Regions from separate parts of the Homo sapiens genome. Here region 2 is linked to region 1. A link is an interaction called in ENCODE POLR2A ChIA-PET data of the cell type or tissue named here. Cell type or tissue: GM12878. All regions are shown on one strand. Each heading gives the region's core, and the rest is flanking DNA. Links, peaks and the distances in the headings are about the cores only. Region 1 overlaps PDS5A (PDS5 cohesin associated factor A). Region 2 overlaps PDS5A (PDS5 cohesin associated factor A).

Region 1 (9,288 bases), core at 960-8,959:
ATTGAGGTGTAATTGAATTACTGAACAATAATTTGGACATATTTAAATTATATGACATATAATAATCGATCTGATCTTTGTTCTGATTCTTGGCACAGAGCCTCAAAAACCCTTGGAATTTCCCAAGTGAGAGTGTCTTTGTTACGCTAATGAGGCAGCTCCTGGCAGTGCCACTAGATAGCTTCAGGATGGGGCTGGTCACTTAAATTAGAGGATTGAAACTTTCTCCCAGGAGAAGAGGGAGGCTGGAGATTGAGTTCAGTCTTGATTTTATCATTCATGCCTGCGTCATAAAGCCCAGTGAATCCTGTGAACACTAAAGCTCAGGGGAGGTTAGTGGTTGGTGAACACAGTGATATGCTGGGAGGATTACATGTCCAGATTCAATGAGAAGAGTATACGAAGCTCTGTGTCCCCATCCCATCCACACACCCCTCTTCACCCCCAAGACTTTGGCTGATGTGTCTCTTCAGTTTGACTGTTCTTGAGTTACATACTTTTCTTCCACCTTGTTATTTTCTGTTTCTTTCTTTTTCCTTCTAGCTCACAGCACCTGGTATTCCCCAGTGATCTACCATCCAAGATCGAGCAGGCTCAATCTTGTTTAGGCTTCCAAGTATTTCCTTTATAATAAAACTGTGACAGTAAACATAGTGCTTTCAGGCCAGGTGCAGTGGTTCACACCTGTAATGTGTGAACCAGCACTTTGGGAGGCCAAGGTGGGAAGATCACCTGAGGGCAGGAGTTTGAGACCAGCCTGGCCAACATGATGTAACCCCGTCTCTACTAAAAATAAAAAAAATTAGCCAGATGTGGTGGTATGCACCCAGCTATTAGGGCAGGCTGAGGCATGAGAATCACTTGAACCCAGGAGGCGGAGGTTATAATGAGCCACGGTTGTGCCACTGCACTCCAGCCTGGGTGACAGCGAAACTGTCTCAAATAGATAAATAATAAATAATAAATATAGTGCTTTCATTGAGTTCTGTGAGTTATTCTAGCAAATTTTTAAACCTGAGGAGGCTATAGGAAACCTGAAATTTATAGCTGGTCTGTCAGAAATGGAAGTTGTCCCTGAGAATTGGGGCTGGCATCGGAAGTGGAGGCAGTCTTGGGAAGAACTTTGCCTGTGGGGTTCTGCGCTAAGGTGGGTAGTGTCAGAACTGAATTGAAATGTAGGACACCTATTTGGTGTCAGAGAATTGCTGTCGGGGAATAACAACCTGACAAGTTTTGACATACATACACAGCATTGAAACCATCACTTCAATTAAAGTGAACTTATCACCCTCATAAGTTTCCTCCTTTTGCTTTTTAGTCCTCTCTGCTCCCCATTTGCGCCTTGCTTCTGTCAGGTTCCTTTTATCGCGAATTAGAAGTCTTTTGTATGGGTATACCACAATGGATTTATCCATTTACCTTTTGAAGGACAGTTGGTTATTTTCAGTTTTGTGATATGCTGAATAAAGCTGTTAGGAACACGTACTTGTATTTGTGTGAAATGTTTTCAGTAAATTCTTAAGAATGGAATTTTTGGCTTAAATGTTAAATGCATCTTTAAATTTTATGAAGAACTGCCATACAGTTATCTGAAGTGGTTGTACCATTTTATATATCTACCTCCAGTGTATGTTTCTCTTGTTAAGTCTGTTCAGATCTTTTCCTCATTTTTATGTTGAGTTGGATGATTCACATACTACCTGATTTCAAAACTTTTTAATAAAGCTACAGTAATCAAAGCTATGTGGTATTGGTAAAAGGGCACAGAAAATAGGAACACAACAGAGTCCAGAAATAGGCCTACATGGTATAGCAGTTTTTTTCAACAAAGATGCCAAAACAATCCTGTAGAAAAAGAGAAAGAATAGTCTTTTCTAGAAATGAGGCTTGAACACCTCGACCCAAAAGCTTTCAGTACATACAGAAATTAACTCAGAATGAATATAGACATACATATAAAAACCTAAAACTATAAAACTTTTCCAAGAACACATCGGAAGGCCAGACGCGGTGGCTCACGCCTATAATCCCAGCGCTTTGGGAGGCCAAGGCGGGTAGATCACTTGAGGCCAGGAGTTTGAGACCAGCCTGGCCAACATGGCAAAACCCCATCTCTACTGGAAGTAGCTGGGTGTGGTGGTGCACACCTGTAATCCCAGCTACTTGGGAGGCTGAGGCAGGAGGTTGCATTGAGCCGAGATTGTGCCACTGCACTCCAGCCTAGGCAACAGAGTGAGACTCCGTCCCAATCAGTCAATCAATCAATCAATCAATACCACAGCGGAGAAAATCTTTACAACTTTTGGTTAGGTAATGATTTCTTAGGTAGGACACACAAAGCACAAACCATAAAAGAAAATAATTGATAAAGTTAGATTACGTTAAATCCTTCATCAATTAAATTTTTCTATGCTGTTAAAGACAAGCCTCAGACTGGGAGAAAATATTTGCAATATACGTATCTGATAAAGGATTGGTACCCAGAATATATGACAGCTGAAAACACATAAGGAAAAAAGAAAAGAGATTTGGAGAGGCACGTCACCAAGAAAACGTAGAGTAGGTGGCAAATACGTGAAAAGATGCTTAATTTTGAGTTAATTTGTCTCAAAAAAATATTTATAGAGTGCTGGAATGTGGTAAATATTCAGTAAATGTTAATCATTATTAATAGTATTGGTGTTAGTGTTTCTTTTTTATCAATATTATAAAAACCTAGCTGTGGGCAAAAAAACTTAGTTTGATTTTTTCCTGCTCATTTCTTAAAAAAAAAAAAAAAAAGAAAAAAAAAGAAATACTAAGACCGCAATAGATAAATAGCCAGAGGGTATTAAAACACAATCCACAGGAAAAAATTCACACAGACTTACCAAGAAATTGTTTAATTCTCATAAGTGTATGATAAATTAGATGAGGTAAGAAGAGATTAGTCTACAAAGAGCCAATAGCATTTAAAAAGGCCTGAATGGCACAGGGGATTCTGACATGTTGAAGGATCTGAGAGAAAATCAGAGTCATGTTTCAAACACCAGTCAAGCTTTAGTTATGTTATTTTAAGCAGACAGGGAACTTGCTATTTAAAAAGTGATTTGGAATTGCTGGAAGAGCACCCTTAATTCAGGCTTACAGGACTAGACTCCGAGAACACTTCGTATAGCTGGCCCACAAGGAGAGCTGAATCCTGTGCTCTAATCAGAAAGGTGGGAAAATCAGGAAGCCACCCTGGAGCTCTTAAGTAGGGACACACGTTTAGCCGTAATCCAGTGATTAGGAAGTCACCATTGGTATAATTTGGTACAGAGCCTCACACAGTTTAATAGATTAGTACCAGCACAAAATGGATGCTTCTTCCCTCTATCTTCACAATACTAACAGCCAGTTAGTAGAAAGCTGCTGTGTATGTGCCTGCCCGCACACACATACACACAACAGCTCACTCCATACTTGCCAGCTGACAACAGCAGAAACTACACCACCACCTCTTCTGAACTTTCACCTTCCAAATCTTGAATAAGTGCCTCTGATGGGCTATACGAGAATTATGACTTCAACTCCATTGCAAGGGAATCTAGGAAATGTAGCTTTTATCTTTCCTGCCTCAGTACAGCACATTAAAAATGTGCACAGTAACGACATATTTAAAAAAGGGAAGAATGAATGGAATTTCATTTCTGTTCCTGTGTGGTAAAGCAAAATCTAGTGGCTTAAAATGAATAATTGTTTCTTTCAATTCTGTGAATAGACTTTGTGGTCCTTCTTTTCCATGTGGTGCCTTCTGGGGTCACTGGTTTTTTTTTTAAACAGTTTATTTTAATTTAATAACAATCTGGGAAGTCTGCATCAGCGGTTCTAGTGCAATATCAAGTGCAATTGGGAATTCAGAAATTTCAGTGGAACTGTTAGTTTAGTGAATCTCGTAGGTAAAAATATATGCATGCTTTAACTTTTATTTTATTTTTCTAGAGGTAGCATTTTGTTCTGTCACCAGGCTGGAGTGCATTGGCATGATCATAGCTCACTGCAGCCTAGAACTTCTGGGCTCAAGCAGTCATCTTGTCTCAGCCTCCCAAGTAGCTGAGATTGTAAGTGCAAGCCACCATTCTTGACAATACATACATACTTTTGATAGCACACATGAACAGACCTCTCTAAAATTGCTCTCAATGAGTTCATTCTCAGCAAACTGATCTGGGTCATTCAACATGGTTTTGGTTTTGGTTTTGGTTTTGAGACGGAGTTTTGCTTTTGTCACCCAGGCTGGAGTGCAATGGCACGATCTTGGCTTACTGCAATCTCTGCCTCCTGGATTCAAGCGTTACTCCTGCCCCATCCTCCCGAGTAGCTGGGACTACAGGCACCTGCCACCATGCCCGGCTAATTTTTGTATTTTTGATTGAGGCAGGGTTTCACCATGTTGGTCAGGATGGTCTCGAACTCCTGACCTCATGTGATCCACGCTCCTCAGCCTCCCAAAGTGCTGGGATTATAAGCATGAGCCACTGTGCTTGGCTTCAGCATGGCCTTTTGATTGTTCCTCATGTTAGTGCATGTTCTCTCTTTTTTTTTGAAATGGAGTCTTGCTCCTGTAGCCCAGGCTGGAGTGCAGTGGCGTGATCTCAGCTCACTGCAACCTCCGCCTCCTAGGTTCAAGCGATTCTCCTGCCCCGCCTCCTGAGTAGCTGGGATTATAGGCGCGCACCACCAGGCCCAGCTAATTTTTGTATTTTTAGTAGAGACAGGGTTTCACCATGTTGGTCAGGCTGGTCTCGAACTCCTGACCTCGTGATCTGCCTGCCTCAGCCTCCCAAAGTGCTGTGACCCACCGCGCTTAGCGCTGCATGTTCTCTTTTTACAATAAATTCATGACCATCGGAAGATACCAGTTTGACATACATGGCATCAGGACCTTCACAGCCACCACAGGTTTTCTCCCCTTGGTTGTGTGTATTTATGAAGCTCTACTTTGCTTCTACAGGGTCACTCTTATGGCTAAGTTTAGATGGCAGCTCAATTAGGCCACCTTAGTTCTCTTCCACGTAGTCTATGTGGTATACACAGCCTCTGTTTTTTGAATAGTCTGGGATTCCTAATAGCATGGTGGGTACATTCCCATAGGGGCATTGCAATCTCAACGTACAAATGCTTATCAGGCCTGTTCTTGCATCAGGCTTGCTAATGTCTGTTTGGCCAAAATAAGTCACATGGACTGGGCATGGAGGCTCATGCCTGTAATCCCAGCATTTGGGGAGGCTGAGGCAGGTGGATCATCTGAGGTCAGGAGTTGAAGACCAACCCAGCCAACGTGGTGAAATCCTGTCTCTACTAAAAATACAAAACTTAGCCAGACTTGGTGGCGAGTGCCTGTAGTTCCCAGCTACTTGGGAGGCTGAGGCAGAAGAATCCCTTGAACCTGGGAGGCAGAGATTGCAGTGAGCCAAGATCATGCCACTGCAGTTTAGCCTGGGCGACAGAGCAAGACTCTGTCTTAAAAAAAAAAAAAAAAAAGTCACCTGACCAAATCCAGAGTCATTGTGGAAGAAGACTATATAAGGTATACATATGAGAAGGCATTGTATCATAGCCTCCAAGATAGCTCTGAATGATCCTTATTTCCTTGTATTTACTCCCTTGTATAGTCCCCTGCAACACTGAACGGGGCTGTCCTGAGTAACGGAACAGGCTGTGGTAGAAGTGACAATGTATGCTTTTCAAGGTTAGGTCGTAAAAGACTGCCACTTCATATTTGCTCTCTTGGATCTTGCACCAGGGGAAAACCAACTGCCTTTTCACTTGAGCTGTCTAGAAAGGCCCATGTAGTGTGGAACTGAAGCCTTTCAACAACAGCAAGTGTCAACTTAGAACCGTAAGAATGAGTTACCTTCAAAACACACCCTCCACGCCCAGTCAAGCCTTCAGATAACTGCAGCCTTGACCAGGTACAGCCTCTTGAGAGATTCCAGGCCCACACGACTTAGCTAAGCCACTTTCCAATTCTTCAACCACATATGATAAATACATGTTATTGTTTTAAGGCACTGAGTTTTGGGGTATTTTGTTACATAGCAATAATTAAAAAAAATTTTTTTAGCCTGGGCACCATATGGCAAAATCCCATCCTACAAAAAAAAAAAAGTACAAAACCTAGCCAGGTGTGGTGGCGTGTGCTGTAGTATCAGCTGCTCAGGGGGCTGAGGTGGAAGGAACTCTTGAGCCTGGGAGGTGGAGGTTGCAGTGAGCTGAGATTGCGCCACTGTACTCCAGCCTAGGTGACAGAGCCAGACCCTTGTCTTGGAACTGCTGGGCTCAAGCGATCCTCCTGACTTGGCCTCCCAAAGTGCTGGGATTACAGGTGTGAGCCATCACATCCAGCCCTTCTCTATCTTTTGTTTCACAAACCCTGATTCTAGTTTCTTTGGATTTATCTAATTTCTCAAGATGGAAATATAGATGATTGCATTCTTTCTTTTGTAAAATACACATTTAAGATTATAAATTTCCTTTAAGTACAGTGGTAAGTGCATCCTATGAGTTTTGGTAGTTCATATTTACATTATAATTCAGTTCAAAATATTTTCTCATTTCCGTTATGATTCCTTCTTTTATCAGTTATACTTCCCTAAATATTTAGGGAAGAAATAAAACCAGTCTTACTATCACACTTTTGATATACTATGTTAGAAAAAAAGAGGGATCACTGCTTATTTTGTTTCAAGCCAGTATAATTTAGTACTAAAACCTGATACGGTTGTCTTAAGAAGTTATAAGCCAGTTTCTTTCATATAATTACAAAGAAATAGAAATAATGTAATAGCAAATAAAATGTAATACCTTAAAATGTTATGACCAAGTTGTCTTTATTTTAGCAATGCAAACTTGGACTAAAATAGTAAAATTAGAATGCAAACTTGAATTAAAATTAGAAAATCAGCCATTGGGATTTACTATATTAACAGAATTAGGGAAAAAGTATGATTATCTCAATAGGTGTCAAAAAATACTCAATAGCCCAGGCATGGTGGCTTATGCCTGTAATCCCAACACTTTGGGAGGCTGAGGCAGGCAGGTCGCTTGAGCCCAGGAGTTCGAGACCAGCCTGGGCAACATGGCAAAACCCTGTCTCTTAAAAAAAAAAAACAAAAAACAAAAAAACTTTTTTTTTTTTTTTTTTTTTTTTTTTTTTTGAGATGGAGTCTCACTCTGTTGCCCAGGCTGGAGTGCAAGTGGCACAGTCTCGGCTCACTGCAACTTCTGCCTCCCGGGTTCAAGAGATTCTCCTGCCTCAGCCTCCTGAGTAGCTGGGATTACAGTTGTGTGCTACTGTGCCCGGCTAATTTTTTGTATTTTTAGTAGAGACGGGGTTTCACTGTGTTGGCCAGGATGGTCTCGATCTTCTGACCTCGTGATCTGCCCGCCTCGGCCTCCCAAAGTGCTGGGATTACAGGCATGAGCCACCTCGCCCGGCCCCCCAAATTTTTTTTTTTTGATTAGCCAGGTATAGTGACACATGCTTGTAGATCCACCTACTTGGGAGGCTGAGGTTGGAGGACCACTTGAGTCTGGGAGGCATAGGTTGCAATGAGCTGAGATCGCTTCACTGCACTCCAGCCTAGGCAACAAAGCAAGTCCCTTTCTCAAAAAAAAATAATAATAATAAAATTTTACACTCATGATAAAAAATCTTGGCAGAATAAAAATATAGCTTGAATATTTGACAGTGGCGACAGATTGTATTAGGGTTCTCTTAGAGGGACAGAACTAACAGGAATACACACACACACACACACACACACGCCCCAATAGGATATGTATAGGAGATATATGTATGTAGGATATTAATGGGATATATATATATATATATATATATATATATATATATAGTTTATTAAGTATTAACTCACAAGGCCCCACAATAGGCTATCTGCAAGCTGAGAAGGAAGGAGAGCCAGTCCGAGTCCCAAAACTGAAGAACTTGGAGTCTGATGTTTGAGGGCAGGAAGCATCCAGCACGGGAGAAAGATGTAGACTGGGAGGCTAGTCCCGCCGTCCCTTTTCATGTTTTTCTGCCTACTTTATATTCGATGGAAGCTGATTAGATTGTGCCCACCAGCTTAACAGTGGACCTGCCTTCCCCAGCCCACTGACTCAAATGTAATCTCTTGGCAACACACACACAGGCACACCCAGGATTAGTACTTTGTATCCTTCAATCCAATCAAGTTGACACTCAGTATTAACCATCACACAGATTAAGTAAACTGTGATTTATAATTAGAGAATCATTTTTAAGATCTGAGGAAATTATTGTGATTTGATACATAAAGAATTATAGTTATTTGCATAATTACAGAGAAAACAGGCCAGCATAAAGTACACAAAAATGTGAATGGTAGTTTCTGGAGTTGATAAATTATGGATTTTTCTTTTATTTTTTTTCATGATTCTTTGCATTTTATAATGATTCCAAAGTGTGCATTGGTTAATTTTATAACCATAAAAGCAGGTTAATTAAATGTTTTAATTAGAAATACAACTGCATTAATATAATTTTAAAATGCCTTTTTTTTTTTTTTTAAAGACAGTGTCTCACTCTGTTGCCTAGTCTGGATTGCAGTGGTGTGATCTTGGCGCACTGCAGCCTCCGCCTCCTGGGCTCAAGGGACCCTCCTATCTCATCCTCCTATGCAGCTGGGACTACAGACACATGCTACCATACCCAGCTGGTTTTTGTATTTTTTGTAGAGACAGGGTCTTGCCATGTTGTCCAGCATGGAAAATGACTTTTTATTATGAAGTGTAAAACTCATTAAAGCATGAAATGAAATAGCAATTTTAAGGAGCCTGAAGAAGGCTCCTTTAATAATAAAATATAAAAGAAGCATAGTTAATGATGTTGCCAAATATCAAATGAATGTTATTGTCCATATGGGGCCAGGAACTATCTGGGCTAGATTTAAAATGAATAATAAGAGGCTTAAGTTCCTCATAAATGAGGTACTAGTGCAGACAATGTGCCTGAGAAGGTGATACTTGTTTATGGGTTTTTTAGACTAGCCGTTTCATGCTTGTGATCTTTTCTGAAATTCTTAAATGAAGATTTATAAAAAGTTGACTGTGAACTGTCTGGTGGCCACCGATTGCTAATGGAGATGACTTTTTTTTTTTTAAATCACATCCTCCACTGATTTCTAAATTCCAGGAGTTAATTATTTTGTGTTTTTGTACATTTTTACAGATGGTAGTGAAAACCTTTATGGATATGGATCAGGACTCAGAAGATGAAAAACAGCA
Region 2 (9,288 bases), core at 558-8,557, 57 kb after region 1:
TAATTATTTTACATTATAAATTAATATTTGTTTCACTGTTTATCATTTCCATGCCTTCTATGCTTGGTAGTGATTACTGTACAATCTATTCTTAACTTAGTAATAGCAAGATGTGACTTTAGACTTTGTGGACAGGGTATGTGACTAAATCTAGAGGAGGGAATATCATCATTAAAGGGAGTATTTCTTGGTATATTTGTGGGATTCTTGGGAGACTGGCATGACTAGAAAAAAGGGGTGCTTTGGGGAATGATGGGAGACAAGGTTGGTTCCAGATTGTCGAGTGCCACTGGGTAAGAAAGGTAGTGTCACGGGCTTTTAACCTGGCTTACAACCAGCTGCAGCCCTTGATAGAGCTTTCATTGGATTGAGTAAAAGAAGGGAAGAAATTGAAGGCAAAGAGACATGATACCACTGTGACATACAGGAGAAGAGACAAACCAGTGCAATGGATGTTAGATAGAAAAAGAATGATGGGATCATATTCCAAGGGTCTTAAATATCATTTCATTCAGCTGGGCTCGGCAGCTCATGCCTGTAACCCCAGCACTTTGGGAGGCCGAGGCGGGCAGATCACAAGGTCAAGAGATCGAGACCATCCTGGCCAACATGGGGAAACCCCGTCTCTACTAAAAATACAAAAATTAGGTAGACGTGGTGGCACACGCCTGTAGTCACAGCTACTTCGGAGGCTGAGGCAGGAGAATCACTGGAACCCAGGAGGTGGAGGTTGCAGTGAGCTGAGATCACACCACTGCACTCCAGCTTGGCGTCAGAGTGAGACTGTCGAAAAAGAAAAGAAAAAAAAATCATTTCATTAATAGAATTGATATGATGCCTCATGAATAAGATTTTAATTGTTTTTAGTAATTGAGTTGTATTTTTAAGTTGTTTTAAAAGTGAAACCACCTTTAAGGTAACATTTTTTAATAGATTGCTTTTTTTTGTTTGTTTGTTTGAGATGGAGTCTTGCTCTGTTGCCCAGGCTGGAGTGCAGTGGCATGATCTCGGCTCACTGCAAGCTCCGCCTCCCAGGTTCACGCCATTCTCCTGCCTCAGCCTCCCAAGTAGCCGGGACTACAGGCTCCCGCCACCATGCCTGGCTAATTTTTTTTGTATTTTTAGTAGAGATGGGGTTTCACCATGTTAGCCAGGATGGTCTCGATCTCCTGACCTTGTGATCAGCCCGCTTCGGCCTCCCAAAGTGCTGGGATTACAGACGTGAGCCACCGCGCCCGGCCAGTAGATTGCTTTTTATTACATTTTTCTAATTTAATTCTCCAATTTTCTGTAAATAATTAAAACCACGTAAGTAAATATTATCACTCCAAACCTTGCCAAGTGAGACAGTGTCTACACTTAATGACCATTAAATAAGTGCTTATTGAAAAATTAATGAAGACCATCTGCTCATTCCCCTTTCTCCCTGCTTCTCTATTTTCCTAATCTTGATACTACACTAACTGAATTGTTTCTACTTTATGGAAGGTTAACTCTTTAGACATGTATCTAACTTGCTAAAAGTTATTTAAGGACAGGCTCGTGCTGGTGTTATAATAAGGGAATAATTATATATTGTAATCATAATTAAAAGTTCACAATAGTGGCTTCTTTGTTGATAATTATGTTGAGTGATAGATTTCACTTCAGATATTTTTTTGGCTGGGTACAATGGTTTACGCCTGTAATCCCAGCCAAGACAGGAAGATCTCTTGAGCACAGGGGTTGGAGACCAGCCTGGGCAACATAGCTAGACCTCATCTCTACAAAAAAAACAAAAAATTTAGCCGGGCATGGTGGTGCACCTGTAGTCTCAGCTCAGGAGACTGAGGTGGGAGGTTGAGACCCCAGTGAGCTGTGACATTCCACTGTACTCTAGCCTAGGTGACAGAGTGAAATCCTGTCTCAAAAAAAGAAAAAAAAAAATTCTCATAGATTATCTTTTTGCCAGTCAAAGAAAGCTCTGAGTTTGCATTTTGTTTACGTTACACAAAGATTGAGTCATTACGTATGGAGGTTTTATCTCAAGTAAGCATTCCTTCACCTAAATACAATATATTTATAAACTGATAATAGTTATTAATATTGTAAATCACATTCCATAAAAAAGGAGCCATGTGTTTTGTGTTCTAAGTAGCAGAGTAGACTAAGAGGTGAAGAAGAAAATAGGACAAAGGCTGTCTGTTAGTTGTGTCAAGGAATAACTGGAAGCTACCACACCATACAGTATTTCTGATTAGCCATAACTAACTGCAAGGACGGCTAGGAGATGTATCTCTATTCTGTGTAGCTAGCATATTTACCCCAGAATTTAATTTTTTTTTTCTTTTGCGGGAAGTAATTCTTTTTTAATGGATTAAAACCATTGTCTGTACTTCTAAAGCTGTATCTGTTTTTTCAGGTTCTGTCTTTTACACATCCTACCTCGTTCCACTCTGCAGAGACATATGAGTCCTTGTTACAGTGCCTAAGAATGGAGGATGACAAGGTAGCAGAAGCTGCTATTCAAATTTTTAGAAATACAGGTCACAAAATAGAAACAGACCTTCCCCAGATACGATCGTGAGTACATTTTTTCTCCCGTGGTAAATACAAAAGTTTCTAAGTATGGGAACCATAAAATCATTGTTTTCCTTCTGTGTAGGAAGATAGGAGGGAAGAAAGACAACTTTGATTTAGAAGCTACTTTTCTGTGTCCTCCTCTGCTTTGTCTTTCCCTTGCTTCACACCCCTCTCCCACCATTAGAATGCAGGCAGCAGAATAAACTGAAACTACATGTTTGTTTATAACAAAAGTATTTTAAGATATTAAGAATCAAAAGTTATCACAGAATTTAGTGTTTTATTATATTTATGACTAATGTCTTTCTAATCCATGTATATTCATCTTTTTTTCTATAAATGGGTTATAAATTCAATAACTGTCACTTTGCTATCCTACCAAAAAATGGGGCAAATAGTTCACTTTGGCATCTTAAAAAGGTTAAGGTGAAACTTGTGCTGAGATGTTATATTTAGACTTAAAATATGCAGAAGACATCTTTTGAAGGAAACAATACATTGCAAATGGCAGTTGAATCATATGTTCAGGGTATTGGCAATTAGTTCAGAGTATATTCAACTACATACCATTTTCCTCACATGATAATCATAGAACAAGCAGTCTCCTGAAGTTTTTATTAAATTTGTGAGCTAATAGTTTAACTTGTGAAATAATTCAGTGTCCATTGTACATTCTCTTCATTCTCCGCATTGTTCTGGCTAATAATAAAAAGTTACCACAATTAGTCCCTGCCCTCAAGGAGTTTATAGACTAGAAATAATAAATTTTATACATTATTAGAAAAAGATCACTGACACAATAGGATAGTTTTTGATGAGTTTTTCAAGGGAGGAAATCCTATACATTTTTTCAAGGCAAAGAAACTATTCTTAGAGGAATTCTACCCCAAAGGACACAGTTGAAAATGAGCATAGGTGGAAGAGTTAACTTTGGATGTGAGGAATAAAATACCTTATTCATAAGACCAATGGAGAAGAAAGGAGATAATCACTGGAAAGCAGAAAAGCACAATGCTAAAGACCTCAATAACAACTCTGATGGCATCACTAGATTATACTGCTCTAGAAAAAACAAGAAGAAAGGTTAAAGTTGACTTTCTGTATTATTTTATTTGGCTAATAATAATAATACATTTAACAACAGTTTGATTGAAACTATCTTCCTTTGTCATTCACCAGTGTTATAAGAAATCTCAGTCTGGTAAATGGAATGGTGAAAGACTAAACAGATAGGAGAGAGGAAAGACATCTTCCATTTAGAAGCATAGTCAATACTCAGTCAAGGAAGTCTGTTTGGTCATGGACATCCCTATCTCATAATTCCAAAGTCCATAGAGGCAAACTTCAGGCATATTTATACATGTCAAATCAGATTCATACCAACTAGCATATGTTCCCATTTTTGGTTAAAGTGCATGGCCTGGAGCCTGCAGTATAGGTTTCATATGTAGCCTTCCATTATCATAAGAGGGCATTGTCACCCTTGCATTTGATGCCACTAACTTTATAAAATAGGCTCTTCTCTAATAACATTAAATATATGACAAATATCTTTCCTTAAATGTTTGTTTCGTTTTATCAATTTTATTCTGATTATAAAAATACTTACGTTCATTGTAGCAAACTGAAACTAGAAAAAATATAACGAAATAGTCACCATTAACATTTGATATATATACTTTCTATGAATGTTCATCTACTAGATGTGTTTGTCTATTTTTTATAAGTTCATATATGCACACTATTTTCTTCATTCTACCTAATGCTTTTTCATGTCATCAACATTTAATTTTTGAAGAATGCTTTATGTTTTTCTGTCATCCTAAAAGAAGACTGTTTTAGTTTACTCTTCATTGTCAGTGTAGAGGTTAAGTATGTGGATTTTGAAAGAAATGCTAATTTTCAAATCCCAACTCCCAGTTTCCTAGCTTCGTCATCTTAGGAGGCTTAAATAACATCTTTGTGCTTTAATTTTCTCATCTGTGTAATGACTATGATAGTCTTCTTTGGGTGGATGTGAACATTAGTTGAATTAATCCATGCGGAAATACCTAGAATGGTGCCTGGCACATAATAGTTAGATATTTTTATTGCCATTCTACTGATATATATGTAGCTGTATCTTTGCATACTTTCTTTCACTAGTATTATTTCAGCTGTTTAATACAACTTGGCCTTTTGCTACTCTCTTTCTGTAGCTACTTTGAAATAACTGAAGGGGATTATAAAAGGGAATTGAAAAATTAGCAATATTGCTACTTAGAAGGTAAATGCAAAAATATGTCATGGGGTAAGCTTTAGATTATGAATTAAGGGTTGCTTGTTATTTTGCATATTTGTGAGGTAACTTTAAAATAAAAATTGTCTCCTGAAGTAGGCTTTTTCTTGAGGCATTGTATTTCTTGGTTTATACTTGGGGGCAGAGATGGAGCTTTTTTACAACTTTCTTTAGATCAGATAATTTTTAAGAGAGCCTTCTCTACTAGCATCCATCCATATAGGGGAAGTGGAAGTCAACCAAAGGAATACTTGTTGGTTTATGGGTTTAAGAAAAAAAAACAACTATATTATTTTTTGCAGGACCTTAATTCCCATTTTACATCAAAAAGCAAAGAGGGGTACTCCACACCAAGCAAAACAGGCTGTGCACTGTATACACGCCATATTCACAAATAAAGAAGTCCAGCTTGCACAGATTTTTGAGGTATATCTAATATATAGGTTGTGTTTATATTGGTCTTTATTTTTTAAGCTCTATAGTTTGATGAAGATGGAAGCTAGATTTTTTAAAGCTGTTTATATGAAGTCCTACCTTAGACTATAAATTCCTTGTGAGCAAGGATTCTGTCTATTTTATGTGGTACTGCATTCCCAGCCTGTAGATCAGATTATATGTTCAAACACCTCATATTGAAGGGTTTTGTGGTTTTTGTTTTTTAGTTTGTTTTTGAGATAAAGTTTCACTTTCTCACCAGTGCTGGAGTACAGTGATGCAATCTCTGCTCACTGCAGCCCCGAATTCCTAGGTTCAAGCAGTCCTTCTGCCTCAGCCTCCCAAGTAGCTGAGAGTACAGGCACCACCACCATGCCTAGCTAATTTTTGGATTTTTTTATAGAGATGGGGTTTTGCCATGTTGCCCAGGCTGGTCTCAAACTCCTGGACTGAAGCGATCCACCCACTTCAGTCTTTCAAAGTGCTAGGATTACACACATGAGCCACCACACCTAGCCTTATGTGTTTATGTTAGAACATTTTACTTAATTTTAGCCTTATTGGTTCAGTGGTGCATTTATCCTCGGAAAGTATTAGTAGATAATTTTGAACAATCCAGTTTAAAGTACCTAAGAACCCTACCTGAAAATTAATCCTGTTTCCCTTTTTTTTACATATAATGACTGGCCTCATTTTACTATTAGAAATGTATTCCTATTATCATAAATTGGAGATAGTGTGACCAAAACCCAGTGAACTCTTACTTTGTATGATTTAAGGTCATTTAAAATGCTTCCACAGGGTAAGAAAACCACTGGTATAGCAAATCCATTGTTGTAGATTAGTCAAAAATAATGCTGATTTGATGAAGCAAAAATGTTTTTCTTTAAACTTCTTTTTGTTGGATTTTATTTTTTCTTTTATCTTTTTTCTACATTCTTTCAATCTTGCTAAATTTTAGTAGGTGAATTAAGAACCAGGTGTCTTAACATGGTTGAAGTTAGTTATGATCGTATTAGAGAAGATTGGTTTGGGCATGGTAAATTCAGGAGGACTCAGGAAAATGTACTGTTTCAGTAGAGTGTCTAGATATTTATCAAACAAATTGGTAATTTTGTCTGTTTTATTTTTATAGCCACTCAGTAGGAGTCTGAATGCTGATGTGCCAGAACAACTTATAACTCCATTAGTTTCATTGGGCCACATTTCTATGTTAGCACCAGATCAGTTTGCTTCCCCAATGAAATCTGTAGTAGCAAATTTTATTGTGAAAGATCTGCTAATGAATGACAGGGTAAGTTTCTCATTTAATTAAATTGAGAATCATGAGATTAAGGCTGTTTACATCTTCATCACAGAAACACTTCTGTTTCTGTGTAATTCTCTTTTTCTTTTAAATTATTCTATATTGGTTCTACTTATTTTTTATTTATTTAAATTCGAAACTACTTCCTTATTTCATGGTAGCTATTACTACTAGAATTTCACACTTAAGAAACAAAAATTAGAACACGGGATTGGTGAATCATGAAAGTTACATATAAGTAAAAGCTATTTTCCTGACCCTCAAAAGACAGTTTATCATTTTCTGGAATGTTAGAATTGGGTTATTTTTGTTTTTTGTTTTGAAGACAAGAGTCTCGCTCTGTGCCTCAGGCTGGAATGCAGTGGCACGATCTCGGCTCACTGCAACCTTGGCCTCCTCTCATTCCTCAGCCTCCCAAGTAGCTGGGATTACAGGTGCCTGTCACCACGCCTGGCTAATTTTTGTGTTTTTAGTAGAGACGGGGTTTCGCTATGTTGGCCAGGCTTATATTGAACTCCTGACCTCAGGTGATCCGTCCGCCTTGGCCTCTCCAAGTGCTGGGATTACAGGTGTGAGCCACCATGCCGGGCTAAAATTTGTTTTATCAAACATTGTTAGAAATGTAAGTGGATTAGCCGGGTGTGGTGACGGCAGCTGTAATCCTAGCTACTCAGGAGGCTGAGGCAGGAGAATCACTTGAACCCAGAAGGCAGAGGTTGCAGTGAGCCATGATTGCACAGTTGCACTCCAGCCTGGACAACAAGAGCGAAACTCTGTCTCAAAAAAAAAAAAAAAAAAAAAGTAAGTGGACTTGAATTTGACTAATTTTTAAGATAATACACTGTACTTTTGGCACTAGATTTATTGATGTCTGTGTGCTCTGATTTATTACCTCTGGGTTGGAATGTATAGATTGAAAAGACTCCCCAAATGATTTCGGAAACACACCTTGATTAAGAGTCACTACTGGCAGGGCTTGGTGGCTCACGCCTGTAATCCTAGCACTTTGAGGGGCCGAGGTGGGTGGATCACCTGAGGTCAGGAGTTCAAGACCAGCCTAGCCAACATGGTGAAACCCTGTCTCTACTAAAAATACAAAAAAATTAGCCGGGCTTGGTGGCGAGTGCCTGTAATCCCAGCTATTCGGGAGGCTGAGGCAGGAGAATCGCTTGAACCCGGGAGGCAGAGGTTGCAGTGAGCCAAGATTGCACCATTGCACTCCAGCCTAGGCGACAAGAGCAAGACTGTCTCAAAAAAATAAATAAATAAATAAAAGAATCACTGCTTTACCAAATGGATCTAAATTAAATCTGTTGTTATTGAATAAAGACACAGATATGCTGGATCATTGTGGATGACTTTCATTTAAGTGTTAGTTTGCCACAAATCCAGCTTATCCAAAGTTCCTAACTCTCACATGTTTCGGTAATCTTGAGGCCTCAGTATCAGGAACTTAAAGACACCTGCTAGTGCCCCTTCTGTATTTGTACCACCTTCCACTTTTGAACGCAGCAGACAAGAAGAGAAGAACGTGGCCTAAGTCTCATTTTCTACCCTTACATATCCTTGCTGTTATTTTTACTTTCGATAGATGTGGTTTTCAACAAATGTGAAATTTAAGATACCTCTTAAATGATGATTGTTGATAGATTGTGTTTTCAGACGGTCTTTTTTTATGGTGATAAACTATACATAGTATCAAATTTGCTATTTTTAAGTGTTAAAATTCACTAACATAATAGCCACATTGTTACCTAATCATCACCACCCCATCCATCTCCAGAATTTTTTATCACCCCATACAGAAACTCTGTACCCATTAAGCAACAACTCTCCATTGCCCTCTGTTCTACCTTCTGACTCTATGACTACCTATTCTAGGTATCTCTTATATGATATTTGTCCTTTTGTGTCTGTTGTATTTCACTTAGCATGTTCTCAGGGCTCTTCCATGTTGTAGTATGTATCAGAATGTTGTTCCTTTTGTGGCTAAGCAGTGTTCTTTTATATGTATATTTTTGTTTGTATATATCCCACATTTTTTTGTTGATTGGTGGACACTTGGGTTGCTTCTACGTGTTGGCTGTTGTGAATAATGCTGATATAAACATTTATGTTCCTGTTCTCCCATTTCTTGGGTATATATCTAGGAATAACATTGTTGGGTTACATGTCATTTTCCTTTTTAAAAAAGCAACAGCCATACTAGTGGATAAGAAGTGATATCTCATTGTGGTTTTGATTTGCATTTTCCTGATGAATGATGATGTCAAGGATATTTTTTGTGTGCTTATTGACTACCTGTATATCTTCTTTGGAGAGCTGTGTATTAAATTCCTTCCCCCACCCCACTCTTATTTTATTTTATTTTATTTTATTTTATTTTGAGACATGGTCTCACTCTGTCACCCAGGCTGGGGTGCACTAGCGCAACCTTGGCTCATCACAACCTCCGCTTCCCAGGCTCAAGCAATATCTCCTGCCTCAGCCTCCTGAGTAGCTGGGACTATCAGCACACGCCACCATGCCTGGCTAATTTTTGTATTTTTTTATACAGACAGGGTTTCGCCATGTTGCCCATGCTGCCTTCACCCACTTTTAGTTGGGTTGCTTCTTGTTGAGTTTTAAGAGTTATTTACATTTTCTGTATATTAAACCTTTGTCAGCTATTTACCAGATCCAAGATCATGAAGATTTCTTCCTATGT

The links. Peaks named below come from ENCODE experiments on the same cell type or tissue, not always from the same donor. Only the 100,000 strongest peaks of a DNase experiment are listed, where the experiment ranks them.
Region 2: POLR2A ChIA-PET joins it to region 1 with 13 read pairs; 3 of 35 experiments call an interaction of 5 or more read pairs at or near these places.

The regions. Positions count from the first base shown.
Region 1 is chr4:39,928,109-39,937,396 of GRCh38, reverse strand. It overlaps PDS5A (PDS5 cohesin associated factor A), which reads left to right. Exons shown (of 33, transcript NM_001100399.2): 3 at 9,233-9,288. It also overlaps the pseudogene RNA5SP159. Among named protein-coding and RNA genes, the nearest start is that of PDS5A, 45 kb to the left of the region's middle. In GM12878, for the core only: no CTCF peak of the experiment used is centred there; DNase peaks (open chromatin) are centred at 4,189 and 5,738; H3K4me3 peaks cover 670 bases; H3K27ac peaks cover 3,041 bases.
Region 2 is chr4:39,870,267-39,879,554 of GRCh38, reverse strand. It overlaps PDS5A (PDS5 cohesin associated factor A), which reads left to right. Exons shown (of 33, transcript NM_001100399.2): 19 at 2,402-2,562; 20 at 5,143-5,266; 21 at 6,411-6,569. Among named protein-coding and RNA genes, the nearest start is that of PDS5A, 100 kb to the left of the region's middle. In GM12878, for the core only: no CTCF peak of the experiment used is centred there; no DNase peak of the experiment used is centred there.